2 separate regions of the Homo sapiens genome follow, and region 2 is linked to region 1. The links are chromatin contacts, found by Hi-C in ENCODE. All regions are on one chromosome and are shown on one strand. The core of a region is the stretch at or near the end of the contact, and the rest is flanking DNA. Distances in the headings are between cores, read along the strand shown.

The links. Hi-C counts contacts between places; a loop is a spot of excess contacts on that map. Pooled maps may share reads with other maps.
Region 2: a loop to region 1 is called in a pooled map, with 4 times the contacts of the local background. The contact joins the promoter of C1D here to the promoter of PLEK in region 1. A Hi-C loop is called at or near these places in 2 of 37 single-sample maps with no recorded cell type and 9 of 50 pooled maps.

Annotation. Positions count from the first base shown.
Region 1 is chr2:68,363,428-68,367,545 of GRCh38, reverse strand. PLEK (pleckstrin) reads right to left here and starts at 2,264. Exons shown (of 9, transcript NM_002664.3): 1 at 2,153-2,264. The coding sequence starts at 2,194. LOC101927723 (a long non-coding RNA gene) reads left to right here and starts at 1,142. Exons shown (of 2, transcript NR_187652.1): 1 at 1,142-2,131. RefSeq lists an enhancer at 2,225-2,304.
Region 2 is chr2:68,061,267-68,065,630 of GRCh38, reverse strand. It overlaps C1D (C1D nuclear receptor corepressor), which reads left to right and starts at 2,627. Exons shown (of 5, transcript NM_173177.3): 1 at 2,627-2,673. RefSeq lists enhancers at 2,276-2,776, 2,529-2,938, 1,860-3,059.

The DNA.
Region 1 (4,118 bases), core at 1,015-3,514:
TACCTTCTCAGGAAACTCTGTCTTTAGGTTTAGTTCTGCAGCTGAAAAAGGGAATATTTCTGGACCAAACATTTCTTTAAAATATCAAATGAGACGCTGGAAGCTATGTGAGAGTGGAGGGTTGGAGAAGGGAGAGGATCAGAAAAAATAACTATTGGATACTAGGCATAGTACTTAGGTAACAAAATGATCTGTACAACAAACGCCTGTCACAGGAGTTTACCTATATAACAAGCCTGTACCTATACTCCTGAACCTAAAATTAAAGTTTTAGAAGAATAAAAAAAAAAAAGAGAATCTTAATGCATTATATCAGAGTGTTCAAAAGGTCCCAGAGAAAAATGCAGTAATTATGGAAGATGTAACTTGTAAACATGAAAATTATGGAAGATATAAATTGTAAAACTATCAATACAAAATTTCACTATTTAATTCCAGGCACATTTTCTAGATTGGCTTTTACAATCTGAGAGAACTACTCTCACTAATTAAAAACTATTTATTAATTTAAATCCACATGCTTGACAACCCTGACTCTATCATCCCCAATTTTTAGTGAGACAGCTTCACTTATTAGAAATTTAGTCTTCATATTTTTGTAATTTAGGGAGATTAAAATATGAGCATACAAACTTTATAACAGCAATTTTCATTGCAAGATGTTTTTAATTGTTTAAAAAAACAAACAAAAACTTGCAGAAATGTTCCTATTCACTTGCTCTTCTCAGGATACTAGCACAAGTGATCAGGAAAGGAATAAGTCAATATTAATTATTACCAGGTCTCGCCAATTATTATTGGTGCCTATTGCAAGTAATCTTTTACACTTCTATGTATAAGTGTGTCTTTTCCAAAGGATGTTTCGAAGCACAGCTGGCTACAGAGATTAGCAGCTGAGGGCCCACTTATTCTCCAGTACCAACTCATAGCTCTCACCATCACAAATACACTACAAATCCTAACTTGGAATAAATCTGCTTTAAGAAAATGCTGGAGTAATGAACAAAGTTCAGTGCCATGAATCAGAAACCTAAGCATCAGAGAAGGAGTGGCTGGTCACAACTGTCATAGCCATGTGACTTGGGGCAATCACCGAGCCTTCTGGGTCTGTCTCCTCTTCTGCAAATGAAGGAATTAGGCCAGATGACCTAGGGTCCCTCCAGCCTGAAGTCAAAATGGAAGCAGGCAGCAATGTGTGCTATTTAACCCCCCTTACAGGTAGAACATTGTAGGTTAAAACGTGAAACAAATGAGTAGCCTAAAACAGACTCACATTCACTGTTCATTCAACTAAAAAGCTAAGCACCTGAAGGAAGGCACTACGTTCAGCTCATTTCTGAAACAATCCACTCACTAAGGTTAGTGTGAGCATATCTGTGTATATAGGTGTTGCCCACAGGACACCAAGTCCTATGTGTGAATTCACATCCCGGGGAGCTTTCACAACCACACAGCACACACTCAGCATCCGAAGAAAGACAAACAGCACTAAGAAAATTCAATTTTCATGATGCACACCAGGGAGGCTAAGCCTTTTTCAGTACCCTAATCTTTAAAATGGTGCATCTACCACCTCGATGCCACATTATGCAAATTTACTAAGAATTGTGAGTGAAGAGATTTCAGCCCAATTAAAAAAAGATAAGGTTTTTTTTAAACGTGTCAATTCCAAGAAGATGGCCCAAGAAATAAGCCGTAATTACTCTATCATTATATCAACTCTTTAATCACTTTTTTCCCCTTGCCTCCCAAAAAAAGAACTGAGGGGAAGTGGAATTTAAATAAAAAATGAATAGTCCCTCCAAGAAACCTCCATAGAAGAGGAGTATATCTTCTGACAGAACACATCTGTGTGCCTCTTAAAAAGGATATTCTAAATCTGGAGGGAGTTAGCTTAGATCCCCACCTTCCAGGCCCTGCCATCTGGAATTCTCAGACCCGTAATATCAAACTGTAAGGAAGCCGGGGCTGGATGAGTATCCCCACTCCCCTAACCCCACTCCAACATTCTATGTGCTACCACGCTCCCCTATTTCAACCCAACTGGTTGAACAGGAAACATTCCTAAGATGAGCAGGTAGCCGGTGGAGCTGAACCCAAGTCTCCCCAGCCCATGTCCACTGACACCCTGGTAAGTGGCACCTTCGCTCACCTTCTTCACAAGGTAGCCCTCTCTGATCCGCTTTGGTTCCATGCTGGCTGGACAGGCAGATGCAAAGGTCACTCTCAGGCAACTCCTCTCAGCAGCTGGGCCTCCTCTGCATGCTGAGGTGGCTGTGGGCCGCCTTTTCTACAGCAGGTCGCTTTCACAATTTCCCTTCTGCTGGCGGTCGCATGATCACATCCTCTTCCCCTCACTGGGTTGGAAGATCAGAATAAGGAACTGCAGAGTAAACCACCCATTCCTTGCTAATGCTGGAGACTTATTAAAACCACAGTTGGGTTGAATATTTACCTAAGGGAAATTCTTACTACCATACAGAAAATCCCTCTTTTAAAGAGAAAAAGAAGTGATGAAAGGAAGAGGAAGATGAACAAGAAAAACTTGTTGGTGAAAATTGTCCTGAGTAAGGATTATTCTTGAGATCCTGGAAATGCCCAATAAAAATGCCAAGAAATTCAGAACCATCTGGTTAGCATAACAAAGTTAACTACTAAATGAATGCCTACTTCTCTCTATGCCAAGCCCTGTATCAAGTGTTTCTCAGCCTACTTATTTTAAACTAAATTAGTCTGCACATCGGCCAGGCATGGTAGCTCACGCCTGTACTCCCAGCACTTTGGGAGGCCAAGGCAGATGGATCACCTGGGGTCAGGAGTTCAAGACCAGCCTGGCCAACATGGTGAAACCTTGTCTCTACTAAAAATACAAAAATTAGCCGGGCATGGTGGCGTGTGCCTGTAGTCCCAGCTACTCGGGAGGCTGAGGCAGCAGAATCACTTGAACCTGGGAGGCGGAGGTTGCAGTGAGCCGAGATTGGTCCACTGCACTCCAGCCTGGGCGACAGAGAAAGACTTCATCTCAAAACAAACAACAACAAAAATGAGTCCACACATCAAACCCATAGGGAAAGTATATTATTTTCCTTATCTTAGAGTAAGGAAACTCAGGCTCAGAGAAGAAAAGTTGTCTCAAGTTGACGCTGCAGGTCACAGGGGAAAGCAGAAGAACCAGGGAGGGATGTGCTAGGGTGCCACTGCCTCACATCAGGCATGAGAACAGGTGTTCCACGTTGAGTGCTGATCTCACAGTCAGCCTGTAAAAAGAAGTCCATCATCAAACAGGTTTTTGAGAAACTTTACAAAATAATCCCAGGTTGGCAACTCCTCTAAATGATGAACAAATTAAAGACCTTCGCCCCGCCAAAGTACTACAGTAAAGAATCCTATAATGGTGTTTTCCAAACTTACTTCGCCATAGCATTCTTTTTTGAACAATTTATGTTAACTTTTTTTGTCATAAATTGAATTAGATCTCCCAAAAAAGAAGTCCTAACCCTTAGCACTTCAGAATGCATCCTTATTTGGAAATAGGGTCATTGTAGATATAATTAGTTAAGATGAGGTCATACTGAAACAAGTGGGCCCTTAATCCAATGTGACTGGTGTCCTTATAAGAAAAGGGCACACAGAAAACAGCCATGTGACAACAGAGTGATGCATTTACAAGCCAAGGAACGCCAAGGATGGCCAGCAACCCCCAGAAGCTGGAAGAGGCACGCAACAATTCTCTCCTAGAGTTGCTATAGAGAACATGGTGCTGACGACACCTTGATTTCAGACTTACGGCCTCCAGAACTGTAAGACAATAAATTTCCATTGTTTTAAGCCACCAGTTTGTGGTACTTTGTTATGGCAGCCCCAGGAAACCAATATAATCCTGAAAAACGAATATTCCATAGAATAAACTTAGAGACCCGTTAATCTGACCATGTGAAAATGAGCAAGTTTGTTATTACTTTGTGCCTCAGTTTTCTCATCTGTAATACGGGGATAATAACACCTATCCAATGAGGTCATTCTGAAGATTAAATGAGATAGACATGGAAGTATTTAGAAGAGTGTCTGAAACATAACTAGTATCCATAAATATTAGTTGTTCTTCATCTTCAAGGCAA
Region 2 (4,364 bases), core at 1,378-3,877, 300 kb after region 1:
TGATATTCTGGGTTGAAAATTCTTTTCTTTAAGAATGTTGAATATTGGCCCCCACTCTCTTCTGGCTTGTAGAGTTTCTGCCGAGAGATCAGCTGTTACTATGATGGGCTTCCCTTTGTGGGTAACCTGACCTTTCTGGCTGCCCTTAACATTTTTTCCTTCATTTCAACTTTGGTGAATCTGACAATTATGTGTCTTGGAGTTGCTCTTCTCGACGAGTATCTTTGTGGTGTTCTCTGTATTTCCTGAATTTGCATGTTGGCCAGCTTCACTAGGTTGGGGAAGTTCTCCTGGATGATATCCTGAAGAGTGTTTTCCAACTTGGTTCCATTCTCCCAGTCACTTTCAGGTACACAATTCAGATGCAGATTTGGTCTTTTCACAAAGTCTCATATTTCTTGGAGGCTTTGTTCATTTCTTTTTACTCTTTTTTCTCTAAACTTCTCTTCTTGCTTCATTTCATTCATTTGATCTTCAATCACTGATACTCTTTCTTCCACTTGATCAAATCGGCTACTGAAGCTTGTGCATGCGTCACGTTCTTCTCGTGCCACGATTTTCAGTTCCATCAGTCATTTAAGGACTTCTCTACACTGTTTATTCTAGTTAGCCATTCGTCTAATCTTTTTTCAAGGTTTTTAGCTTCTTTGCAATGGGTTCAAACATCCTCCTTTAGCTCGGAGAAGTTTGTTATTACCAGTCGTCTGAAGCTTTCTTCTCTCAATTTGTCAAAGTCATTCTCTGTCCAGGTTTGTTCCATTGCTGGTGAGGAGCTGCATTCCTTTGGAGGAGAAGAGGCGCTCTGATTTTTAGAATTTTCGGCTTTTCTGCTCTGATTTATCCCCATCTTTGTGGTTTTATCTACCTTTGGTCTTTGATGATGGTGACGTACAGATGGGTTTTTGGTGTGGATGTCTTTTCTTTTTGTTAGTTTTCCTTCTAACAGTCAGGACCCTCAGCTGCAGGTCTGTTGGAGTTTGCTGAAGGTCCACTCTAGACCCTGTTTGCCTGGGTGTCACCATCGGAGGCTGCAGAACAGCAAATATTGCAGAATGGCAAATATTGCTGCCTGATCCTTCCTCTGGAAGCTTCATCTCAGAGGGGCACCCAGCTGTATGAGGTGTCAGTTGGCCCCTGCTGGGAGGTGTCTCCCAGTTAGGCTACTCGGGGGTCAGGGACCCACTTGAGGAGACAGTCTGTCCGTTCTCAGATCTCAAACTCCGTGCTGGGAGAAGCACTACTCTCTTCAAAGCTGTCAGACGGACATTTAAGTCTGCAGAACTTTCTGCTGCCTTTTGTTCAGCTATGCCTTGCCCCCAGAGGTGGGGTCTACAGAGGCAGGCAGGCCTCCTTGAGCTGCGATGGGCTCCACCCAGTTCAAGCTTCCTGGCCACTTTGTTTATCTACTTAAGCCTCAGCAATGGCAGACGCCCCTCCCCCAGCCTCGCTGCTGCCTTGCAGTTTGATCTCAGACTGCTGTGGTAGCAGTGAGCCAGGCTCCGTGGGCGTGGGACCCTCTGAGCCAGTCACGGGATATAATCTTCTGGTGTGCCGTTTGCTAAGACCGTTGGAAAAGCACAGTATTAGGATGGGAGTGTCCCAATTTTCCAGGTACCGTCTATCATGGCTTCCCTTTGCTAAGAAAGGGAATTCCCTGATCCCTTGTGCTTCCCGGGTGAGGTCATGCCTCGCCCTGCTCTGTGGGCTGCACCCAGTGTCTGAGAAGCCCCAGTGAGATGAACCCGGTACCTCAGTTGGAAATGCAGAAATCACCCATCTTCTGCGTTGCTCATGCTGGGAGCTGTAGACTGGAGCTGTTCCTATTCGGCCACTTTGGAACCTCCCCCAAAACTTTAAATATTACATACATGGTGCTTGTTCAAAATGCTTTTACATGCATTTAATATACGGACAACTGTTTCATGCATAACTTTTTATCAAATTACAGCCGTGGAATGACAAGTTACAAATGTTAAGACAATGCTCAATCGCTTATACTACACTTTCAATGAACAGTATGTACAGTTTCTGTTAATGCCTTTATTTTCTATTATGTTTGTTCTGATTGCATACATTGAAATGCAATTTTACATTTATTTGAAACTAATAAAAAATTTGGGCTTGTATTTTGCACATATTTTCCCCATTTTTCTACTAATTCATTTTTACTGTATTTTATAGAAGTACCTTTTACTGACAGATTGGAAAAATAAAGAACCCATTCTTCCCCACGGATAATCTAATAAAGAACCTGTTCTTCCCCACGGATAATCTGGGAAGCTGCTCTAAGAGGCTCATCTAGAGGCAGACAATAAAAGGGTAGAAAGAATGAGGGCCCTGAAAAAAGCTTCTGGGAAAGTAAAAACCCGAACAAAGTTTCGATAACTAAGATTTTTTTCCTGGTTAAATACACTCAACCTGTATTTGGGGTGAGTGTTAGCCGGGTACAAAGGTAGACAAAAGTTCCGAGTGCCGCCGCAATCGTCTCCCACAACATGGGTCTGAGCTACTCAAAATGAGATTTGCCTTTGGAGAAGAGTTAAGGAGCAGGGGGCGTGGCGAGCAGCGTGAGATCATCGGGAAGCGCCGCTCGTGGCGGGGGCAGAGCCGGCGCGTCATTGTCGTCATCGTTGCCCGACCGCTTTCCGGGAGACTGGAGTCGAAGGCCGTGAGGTATTTTTCTAAGGTGTAGTTTCAGTTTTTCTCCTGCTCCTGTTTAACTCCGCTTTTCCTCTCCTGGGATTCCCCTGTCATCCTCTGGGCAGACTGAGAAAATCGGAGTTTGGCTGCGTAGCCTTCCAGGAATGCAGTCTCTCACAGCTCTTCGTTGGGGCAGCATTGTTGGCAGGTCCCCCACTTCCGCTTGTTTTGGGGCTGCTTGCAGGCTTTGGCTTACCCCGGCCCCTCATTTCTCTCTTTTGCTCCGGTCTCTCTCTTTTTCTTCGTTTGTTAACCACCCCCTTCTCAAATCTTGGAAGACGAAGAAATTAAAAACAAAAATCAAAAAACATTGAAGTCTTCACAATTTTCAGCTGTTTTCAATCTTGCTTAGGGAGAGAGGCTAAAGTGGAACGTCTAGGGGAGTAACTTTACTGTGTTAGCTCCGTTTATCATTCACATTCACAGACTGCCTGCTGCTGCAGTATTAGCTCATCTGAGATAGTGGGCTAATTTCGACCTTTAGCTGAAATCTGTAGTGGGTAATCCAAGAGAGCAGTTTTTCTTGATGACCCGGATAAGTTCAGTGTAACTCAAACTTGTTTCAAAATAGCTTTAATGTCCTCAATGTTTGCTGACTACAGTTCAGTTTTGGCTTGATAAAGATGTATTTGTCGCAATGAGATGTTTGCTATCCACTTATTAACCTATTAGGACTGTCTGATGGTGGACTGAACCAAGACTTAACCGTGATTTTTTAAAAAATTAAATTTAAAAATTTTGTGGGTACATAGGTGTATATATTTATGGGGTACACGAGATGTTTTGATACAGGCATGCAATATGTAAGAATCACATGGAAAATGGGGTATCCATCCCTTCAGGCACTTATCCTTTGTGTTACAAACAATCCAGTTATACTTTTAGTTATTTAACTCTGTATTTTTGATTCAAAAACAACAGATTAGCCCTATTGAAGTACAGAGAAATGTTTGTGTTTGGTGGAAATGATAGAACTCATTGTTTTGTTGAAAGATAGTGACAAGTGTGAATAACGGTTTTTCAAAATAAAATTCTCAGTCAAAAGATACTACAGCTGCCTTCAGTTAGCTGTGTTGTATGTATCACAGTTCAAAAGTAATGTAATTTTTTTCTTAACTGCTTTTACCTTTTCAAATGGCTCTTCATATGTATTATCTCAGCTACTGTTTCCAAAGTTGACCCTTCAAGCATGGCTCTAAATAGTTCACATTGGATTAGAGTATTTGGTAATTTTCACTTTTAGTAAAATACTATCTAATGTATTGAGTGCTAACTGAGCCAGGCCCCGTTCTAATGGCTTTTATCTAGTTTATTTAATCTGTGCAACAACACTATATACTCTTATTTCAGAAATAAGATAATTGTAATAATCAACTTCCATATGTTTTGGAAGGTAATTTTGCTGCTTGATTGCTGTAATTTTGGAAATGCTTTGAATTAAACTTTGAATAGAAGTGAATTTAATTTAATGTAATTGTTCATCTCAATCTTGAGCAATATCCTCGTAATTTATATACTCTCCTATTAGACTTTGGGATAAATTTATTTTTAGATGTTAATATATTTTTTAGAAAAGGAAGAAGTCTATATTTACTCAGGAATTGTACTGTGGGACTGAAGGAGAGTTACAGACAACACTAACATGGAGTCACTGTTTGCCCAAG